Regions from separate parts of the Homo sapiens genome. Here region 1 is linked to region 2. A link is a loop called in an ENCODE intact Hi-C map of the cell type or tissue named here. Cell type or tissue: MCF 10A. All regions are shown on one strand.

Region 1 (5,000 bases), 370 kb after region 2:
TTAGTTAGTTTTCACACTGCTGATAAAAAATATACCTGAGACTGGGAAGTAAAAGAGGTTTAATGGACTTACAGTTCCATGTAGCTGGGGAAGCCTCATGAGCATGGTGGAAGGGGAAAGGTACATCTTACATGGTGGCAGACAAAAGAAGAGAGCTTGTACAGGAAAATTCCCCTTTATATAATCATCAGATCTTGTGATGCTTATTCACTGTCACAAGAATAGCACAGGAAAGACCTGCCCCCATGATTCAATTACCTCTCACTAGATCCCTCCCACAACATGTGGGAATTCATGAAATTTGGGTGGGGACACAGCCAAACCATTTCAGCTATCAATTCAGAGTTTGGTTATCTGTGTTTGATCTAAAAGACAATATTTTTATTATACACAATATTTAATGCTTTAAACTCGTGCATCAAAAATAATGCAAGTGAACAGATGCACAGCTGATATCATACTAAATAGGGAAAGACTGAAAGCATTTTCTCTAAGACCTGGAACATAACAAGGATGCTCACTTTAACCACTGATATTCAACATAGTACTGAAAGTCCTAACCTGAGCAATCAGACAAGAGAAATAAATAAAGGGCATCCAACTTGGAAAGGAAGAAGTCAAATTATCCTTATTTGCAGATGACATGATCTTACACTTGAAAAAAAACTAAAGATTACAACAAAAAACTATTAGAACTGTTAAATTCAGTGCAGAATACAAAATCAACATGCAGAAATCAGTAATATTTCTATATGTCAACAGTGAATAATCTGAAAAAGAAATAAAAAATAACCCATTTATTATAGCTGCAAATAAAATCAAATACCTAGATATAAACTTAACCAAAGAAGCAAAAGATCCGTACAATGAAAACTGTTGAACATTGCAGCAAAATTGAAGAAAACATGAAATATGAAAAAAATATTCCATGTTCATGAATTGAAAGAATCAATATGTTTAAAATGTTCACACTACCCAAAGTAATCTACAGATTCAATGTAATCCATATCAAAATATCAATAACATTTTTCACAGAATTTTTTTAAAGTCTTACAATTTATATGGAACCACAAAAGACTCAGAATAGCCAAAACTATCCTATATGAAAACAACAAAACTTGTAGGAATCACATTAGCTGACTTCAAATCATACTACAGAGCTATGGTAACCAAAACAGCATGGTTCTGGCATAAAAACAGACACATAGACCAATGGGACAGAACAAAGAACCCAGAAACAAGTTTATACCTCTAGAGTGAACTCATTTTTGACAAAGGTGCCAGAATATACATTGGGGATAGGACAGTTCCTTCAATAAATGGTGCTAGGAAAACTGGATATTCATATGCAGAAACATGAAACTAGACCCCTATCTCTCACTATGTATGAGAATTAAATCAAAATGGATTAAATACTTAAATCTAAGACCTTAAACTATGAAATACTGGGGAAACTCTTCAGGACATTGGTCTGGGCAAAGATTTCTTGGGTACTGTTCCACAAGCACAGGCAACTAAAGCAAAAACGGACAAATGGGATCACAGCAAGTTAAAAAGCTTCTGCACAGCAAAGGTTATAATCAGCAAAGTGAAAAGACAATCCACAGAATGGGAGAAAATATTTACAAACTATCTATCTGACAAGGGACAAATAACCAGAATATATAAGGAGCTCAAACAACCCAATAGGAAAAAAACCTAATAATCCACTTACATGATGTGCAAAAGATCTGAATAGACATTTATCAAAAGACATACTAATGGTAAACAGACATATGAAAAGGGACTCAACATCACTGATTATCAAAGAAATGAAAAATTCAAACTACAATGAGATATCTTCTCACCTCAGATAAAATGGCTTTTATTCAAAAAAACAGTCAACAACAAACGCTGGCAAGAATGTGGAGAAAAGAGAACCCTTATACACTGTTTGTGGAAATGTAGATTAGTAAAACCACTATGGAGAGCAGTTTGTAGCTTCCTCAAACAATTAAAAATAGAGCTACTCTATGATCCAGCAATCTCACTGGTTGGTATATACCCAAAAGCAAGGAAATCAGCATATTGAAGAAATATCTGCACTACCATGTTTATTGAAGCACTGTTCACAGTAGCCAAGATTTGGAAACAAACTAAGTATCCATCAACAGAAAAATGGATAAAGAAAATGTAGTACATATAGACAATGGAGTATGATTCAGCCATAAAAAGAATGAGATTCTCTTATTTGCAACAACCTAGATGGAAGTGGAGGTCAGTATGTTAAGTGAAATAAGCCAGGCACAGAAATACAAACATCATATGTTATCACATAGTTGTGGGACTTAAAAATAAAAAAAAATTGAACTCATGGACATGGAGAGTAAAAGGATGGTTACAAGAGACAGGGAAGGGTAGTGGGGTGGGGAAGGCTATGGAAATGGTAAATGTGTACAAAAATATACTTAGATAGAATGAATAAGATCTAGTATTTGATAGCCCAACAGGGTAACTACAGTCAACAATAATTTATTGTACATTTAAAAATAACAAAGAGAGTATAATTGCATTGTTTGTAACACAAAGGATAAATGCTTGAGGTGATGGATACTCCACTTACCAAAATGTAATTATTATACATTGGATGCCTGTAGCAAAATATCTCACATACCTTATACATATACATATACACCTCCTATGTATCCATAAACATATACACCTATGTATACAGAAAAATTAAAAATAAAAATATCATGCAAATGAGAAAGTCTATATCATTTAGGAAAATGTCTATAGTTTACATTTATATAATACATCTTTTTTAATGCTCACATATAATTTTTCACAGCTCCTCCATGAATTAGCAAGTGACTGCATTAGCTTTTCCATTTATCAGATGAGAGTGACTAAGGCAAACACCAATTAATTACCTTGCCCATGTGCTCAGCAAAACCAAGTGGTTACTGGGGCTCGTAGTCCCCTAGCGGAGGAACTAGGTATTAGTTATAACAGTATGGGTGCAGGATGCTGGATGAGAGATGTATGGTTAAATGTGGAATTTGTGACATATCTCTTAATCACCTGCTTTGTGATACAGATCTTTTCTGTAAATTGGATGCTAGTCATACTTCCCAATTGGGAATTATAAATGATCTGATAATATAAAGCTTTACAATTCACTGAACACAGAGTTTGGCCATTTTTGCTCAACAGGTGCTCAGGAAATCTTAGCTCTTACACTACTAACTTAGGTGTTTATGACCACACAGGTGAATAAACTAGTCTACTTCCCCCTAGTAAAATGAAATTGATAAAAAAAATATGTGGAGAATCTATATAGTGGTCACATATTCAGTATTGACTGAGGAACCACATTTTCAACTATTTGTACAATTGTACAGTAATTACATCTGATTTTTCTGATGCTTATAGCTCAAGGTCAGGTAGTGCAGGCTTGAATGCTTAAGTTTAAACTTACGAATATCGTTTTGTTCTAATTGATAAAATTTGGGTAATTTATCGAAGAAAATTTTAAAAAATCACACTGAACCTGCTACATTAGTTTTTGGAATAGTTGGGGTGAGTAATCAGCAACAACCTAGAAACTTCTAACTTCAAGGATTTTGAACCTAGTGTATTTTTCCTCCATAATGGTCTTATCTAATATTGTGCACTCCTTTTTTTTCATCTGTATGCCCATTATTCTGCAAAATTTATAGCAGTTTTTGTATCTTTTTTTGTTGTTACACATGGAGAACATTTTTTGGCAGTAATTACACAATTTGCATTTTTAAAGAGTAAACTGCAATCAAGAAAAAAATTATCATACAAATTGCTGTGTGTGTTATATGGTATCTGCAGAATACAGTGTTTACTTCTCTGATATGCACACTAGATCTATCTTAGAAAAATAGCTAGAGAGGAGGAAAAAATTGTTTTCAAAGAGATTAAGAAGACAGTTTCCCACTAAGAAATATTTTTGCCTAAAATTTGAAGAGATTAAAGTATTTTTCTGTATTTTGATTGGGGAAAAATTCTATCTCACTTTTAGCTTTACATAGACTCTCGCACCTCTTTTTTTCTGTTTTTCTATTTCTGTTCAAAAGTATTTGTGGTATTCACTGTTTCCGAAAAATGTGAGCATCATATATTTAGTCCTAGATATCTTTAAATGACAATTGGAGAAAAAACATTTACAAAGTGATGTTACCTTTGGTACTAAAATATAGGTAATCAAAAAGGTTAATAGCCCACACTGACAGTAAAATCAAAACAAAATCACAAAAAAGCAAACAAAATAGTAATACCAAACCTTCAATAAAATAAACATTAAGAACAACAAAGCCATTCTTGAATAAGTGTTCTCTCATAGCTAATATGGTTTGGCTCTGTGTCCCCACCAAAATCTCATCTCAAATTGTAATCCCCATGTGTTGAGAGAGTAACCTAGTGGGAAGTGGTTAGATTATGGGGTGGTTTCCCCCATGCTGTTCTCATGATAGTGAGGGAGTTCCTATGAGAGTTGATGGTTTTAAAAATGTTTGGCAGTTCCCTCTTTGTTCTCTCTCTCTTCTGCTGCCATGTAAGAAGTGCCTTGCTTCTCCTTGGCCTTCTGCCATGATGGTAAGTTTTCCTAGGTCTCCCCAGCCATGCAGAACTGAGTCAATTAAACCTCCTTTGTTTATAAATTACCCAGTCTCAGGTAATATCTTTATAGCAATGTGAGAACAGATTAATACATTAAGTGTATGTTCAGAATTCTGCATTTTCTTCATGGAAAAAATGTCTTATATTTTGCATAGTCTGTGTAGACAAAGGCTACAGTTGTCTATTTTGTGGTTAAGTTTCTTGACCATCTGAATTACAAGTTTTGTGTAACTGACTAAATTAGCAAAGCAGTTGTTAGTTGATCACTTAGAAGTGTCAAAGACATTAGGGTGACTTTTTGATCCAATATTTTTGTTTGATGAAATCAAGTAATTTTGTATATAAAATGGATTTTTTTAGAATTCTCACAC
Region 2 (5,000 bases):
AGTTCACTTTATTGGATATATTATAAGGCTCAGACAAGATGATGTATAAAAAAAATTCGTCATTGTGTTAAGCACAAAATAGATACTAAATTCCTAAATTCTTAAATGCATTCTTATGTGTCCTGTCAGTTTTGCCTACTTGCTTCTTACTTTTTCTTTATTTATTTAACTACCCAGGCTATTTATGTGTTCACCGTCATGTTTTTAAAGCAAAATGTTAGTTAAATTAAAAATCCTGATTTAGCTGAGCTTTTTTAAGGTGCCCAAGTCTGGGAAGAAGGTAAAATGACATAAATGAAGCATCTACCTTTTATATATATTTATTTATTTAAACTTCTATCACACTAGGAGCACTTGCAGTATTATTAAACTCATCTTTTAGATGGAGACAGAGAGGCTGAGAAATATTAAGTAAATTGTCTAGTCACTCAGCTCAAAGAGCTATAACTGGGATTCAGTCACAGATATGTGTACTTAAAAGTTTATACTGTTTCCATAAAGTCTGAATGAATAAAATCTTCCACAGAAATGAATTATTCATAAAATGAAGGTGCTATTATCAGTCTTGACCTTACAAAAATTAATTACCTAAATAAGGCATGGTATTTACATATTTGTACCTGGTCCATTAAGGACTCAGAAGCAGAGGAAATTGGCAAAGATAAGAGGAGAACTGAATTTGATTTTCAGCCTGAATTATTGTTAGTATGTTTAATACGTGTAAATAGGCTAAGAGCATTTGCTGAAGAACACTTAGGAAATAAAGCCATATAATGCTACCCAGGTCTCTTTACAAAATGGCTATTCTCTCAAAAAGTCTACACTTCAGTCTGGCAGGCTCTCCCAGGGGTTGGTGCCTGAGAGCCTGGAGATGAGATCCTGCTCATAGGATCAGCCTACACATTGCATAAAGGCCTCCCCTCCTCTAGCAGCTGGTCCAGTTCTCCTGATTCCCACTGGGGATCCATCTGTTCTTGAATCTCAATGCCAGCCTTGTCCTGTGGGAGCCACTGAAGCTGGTGATGCCCTTGTGGAGTATGCCTGCCCCTGCTCTTACTAATGTAAGATTAGTGATTAGGCCCGACATGGAAGATTGCTCTTCCGGAGTTGAGCTAAAGGACACAAGAACAAAATAAGCATTTCTGATATGGACACTATGACCGCACACTTGCCTGGCAAAGACATCAGCTTATTTCACTTCACTTGAATTGGGGCCAAAAAGGGAGAATATTGGCTGATATTTTTTTGGGAGAGGATGGGGTGGCTGCAAATTACTAACACTAAGATTTAGTTGTTGTTTTAAATTAATAAAATGACTTCATTAAAGATTATAAAAAAGAAAAAGTGTTAGGTGTCTTAACTCTTCTCATAATTCACTTTTATTACTTGACTCCCCATCTATCAAATCCTGAGTCCTAACGTGGAACCTGATATAAATGAATTAAAACAAATTTAACAGTGGGCAAAGTAATTATTGGAAAGACCACGAACTCTGTCAACAAATGTCCATGTACTTAGCCAGATGGAAGAGGTCATTTATAAAGACATGCTTTTTAATAAAGAGACAAATTAGAATTATCAAATACACTGCCAGCAGAGAGAAGTGAAAATTGTGATTTCTCTGGTCAAAAGGTAAGCTAAAGAGTTTGAAAAGCAGACCTACATATCTCAAGATCCTCAAGAATTATCATCATATTAAAACATAAAATATATTTTATGTCAATAACAATCATTCTAAATCATGAGTAAGAACTTAGACTATAGGCTTAGGCTTATGAAAATGAGAAAATTATATTTTATTTTAAAAAACCATTTCATTAAAAACAAAAACAAGGAATACCACTCCCTCTTTAAGACAATGAGCAATGAGCTGCAGAATCCATTTCTTTTTTCTCTCCAGCATCAGTAATGAGCATGAATCATGGAGTCAGTGACTTAGGCTTGAATCCAAGCTCACATACCTATGGAATAGTTAGCAGTAGTGGCCAAGATTATTATTGTTATTACGTTTGAGAGTGACGTGTACTTATATCAATAGAAAACATCTGTTTATAAAAGTGGAGGCTAGAGAAGCTTACTTAGCAAATTGAATTGTCTTGCTTAGGAAAAAAGGGCAAATCATACATGCTATATTTTTATCAATTATAAAATGGGGACAAAAGTGCCCTTACAACAGTATTGTTGTTATAATTAAACAGATAATATTTAATGTACAGCGAAGGCATGGCCTGTTAATTCCTTTCTTCTTCCCATTTCCTTTCGTCCTCTGCCTGTTCGGATTATTTAGTCCAAATCTTGACTCTTACACAGATGGATGTCTTTGCCTGTCAGTCTAGCGATTATACCCCAGCATACTCTGGCCTGATGTTTTTGTGATTCGGCCAGAGCAGCTTTGTTGGCTGTCATTTGTTTGTTTGCTTGTTTTCCTGCAACATTTCACCACCTGTGTTGTTCCACAGCAGTCAGGTAATCAGTTCTGGATCCTACTCTTTTGCTCTGATGCACATTCTGGGTAAATGACATGCTTAGAACATTAATAACAGACATGTAAGTATTTACATTGGCAAAAAACAGGACTGGCATCTACCATTTAAAGAGAAACTGACCTGGCAATAGATTGTGGTGGGGGATACTGGCCAGTTAACTAAAATTTAATTCAGGAAATAATCAATTTATAAAGTGTCCAATTAACCAAATTAGAGATGTTCTTCAATGTTTCACTGTGAAAAGGTTTTACTGATGCCAAGACACTTACCAGACCAGCATAGTTGACTTTTGCAATACTCATCATTTTATTGGGGAATGGGTGGGCTGTTTCTTAAAGGCTATGTATCTCTTGGAGATTTACACTCTGCCTGAATGCTGTGTCTGTACTAGCTCTAACTGTATACCTCCTTTGTTTGAGAGTTTTTGGCAAATTGATTATATGTTAATATTTGCCAAAATGGCTTTCAGTGAATTACATTAATGAAGACCCAAGAGTCGGAGTCTGACATTGACTTCTGGGGTCTTTTCTCCAGGTTCACCACTTGCCAGCTGGATAACCTTGACAATTAAACCTCTCTAACCTTCAACATCCTCATCCATAAAACAGGAAAGATGAGAATATCATTACCCAAAGTTGTGTGGATCTATGAGGTATCCCATGCAATGCACTGAACACGGAGAACTACAAAATAAGGGCTCAAGCACTGTGACTTATCATTGTCTTGTAAGACTCAGATCACCATGATTGTCTCTGTGCTTCTATTATTGGAAAAAGACATAGGTAGGGGTTAAATTTCCCCTTTTTTGCCAGACACTGTGTTAGAAGTTTATTTCACTTGACTCTTACAAGAATCCTTAACATGATACATCAACAACAATGGGATATTTCAGTGGAGAAATCTACAAAATTGTTCAAGCTTGAACAGATTCACAGGTTCACAGATTTGAACCTGTGTCTAATTCTAAAAGCCCATTAATACGCCATGCTCTGACTACTAGATATCAGTTCTTATTTGTGTATTTTTAGTCATAAATCTGCCCCTGGCCTCCTACCAATTCCTTTTGATTTTTTGAAAATACTGACTTTTACTTAATCATATCATGATTTCTTAAATCAGAAGGGGCTTAAGAAATGTGAACATTTAATGCTCTTATTGCTTCTTTCTTTATTACTTTGGGAAATTTGTTATTAATAAGATGATGCTTTACATTTAAGGATGTGTACATTTTGGAAAAAGTATTATCCATAGATTCATATTTGCATGTTGAAAGGAAAATGGGTTGACAGGAAACACATACTATAATAGAGACAACCAGAAAAATGAGAATAATAATGAGGATGGCATCACCCCGTATTTTGTAGAGTATAGTCACTGGCAATCAACTCTTTGTGGGTGCTTTCACATACGCTTACCTAATTTAATCCTTGGAGGATGAAAGAGGAAAAATTGTTAAGCTTGTTTTACTGATGAGAAAACCACATCTCAGAGAGGTTAAGTGATTTAACCAGTCATATATTTAGTACATAGTAGAGCTGAGAACAGAGCTTGAGTTTTCCCAGAAAAATTTTTTAACATTGGAAGAAAATGTGATAAGTGCTAAGGATAAAAATGACTAGTGTAACAGAGGCTCCTGGATGTTTCTCAATGTCCATTTTTCTCATTTCTCTTAGAAATAACCTCTATTGCCAAAGAACATCACCTTCCAGAATAGTGACAATATCTCTCGGCCTCCCCTCAGCAGTGGTCAGTTAGCTTCTGAGGACCTTCCTTATAAGATTACTGACATATGACCCTCACCTCTTTTCTTCCTGTCTCTATTCAACCTACCTGCACTAGAACATGATGTCTCTAGTTCCATCTTGGGCCATGTTCTTGCAGGCCACACACTGGGGATGGTGGAGAGGAAAACTAAAATTTCTCTGAATCCCACACAACTGGGGAGACACTATATGAGACCCAAATTACTCTTTTCAGTGTAATATTCACAGATATTGTTCTTTGTGGGAGAAAAAATGGACTTTGATCATATTTATGTTGCTGTTCTTTTGGGTCTCTACTGTAACCAAATCCAATCCTAGGTAATCTGGCACCTATCTGGAAGTTTTGTTCCTGAAGCCACAGGCAATACATGAATTTGAAGACCAGAGAGGCTGGCTAAGAAGAATCAAGACCAGAAGACTGAATTGACTGCCTTTAAGGAAGAAGCTTATTAAGAAAAGTTACTAGATCCTGGGGGTGCCTGAAAGCTGTCAAAACTGCCTGAGTGAAGGAGCTGTGATTAAATGACAGGGAAAGAGTAGGTTTCCCATGTCGAGGAGAAACTTAGAGATTCATAAAGACACCCTCACATTGACCACTGGGCCCTTTCACTTAGGGTTTTGTGACTCTACCGTTGATGACAAAGAGAGCTGCTGAGGAAGTTAGATTTGGGGAAAGATGGTGTTCCCTGCTGGTTTCTCTTTCTTCCTCCTCAGTTGCTCATCTTACTTAACAAGAGATTTCACATAAGAG

What was found. Hi-C counts contacts between places; a loop is a spot of excess contacts. Peaks named below come from ENCODE experiments on the same cell type or tissue, not always from the same donor. Only the 100,000 strongest peaks of a DNase experiment are listed, where the experiment ranks them.
Region 1: it touches region 2 in a loop (19-fold over the local background); 1 of 110 quality-filtered maps calls a loop at or near these places.

Annotation. Positions count from the first base shown.
Region 1 is chr14:86,959,263-86,964,262 of GRCh38, reverse strand. No RefSeq gene overlaps it. Among named protein-coding and RNA genes, the nearest start is that of LINC01148, 56 kb to the right of the region's middle. In MCF 10A, a CTCF peak has its summit at 2,956; no DNase peak of the experiment used is centred here.
Region 2 is chr14:87,329,165-87,334,164 of GRCh38, reverse strand. No RefSeq gene overlaps it. Among named protein-coding and RNA genes, the nearest start is that of LINC02296, 280 kb to the left of the region's middle. In MCF 10A, no CTCF peak of the experiment used is centred here; a DNase peak (open chromatin) is centred at 1,934.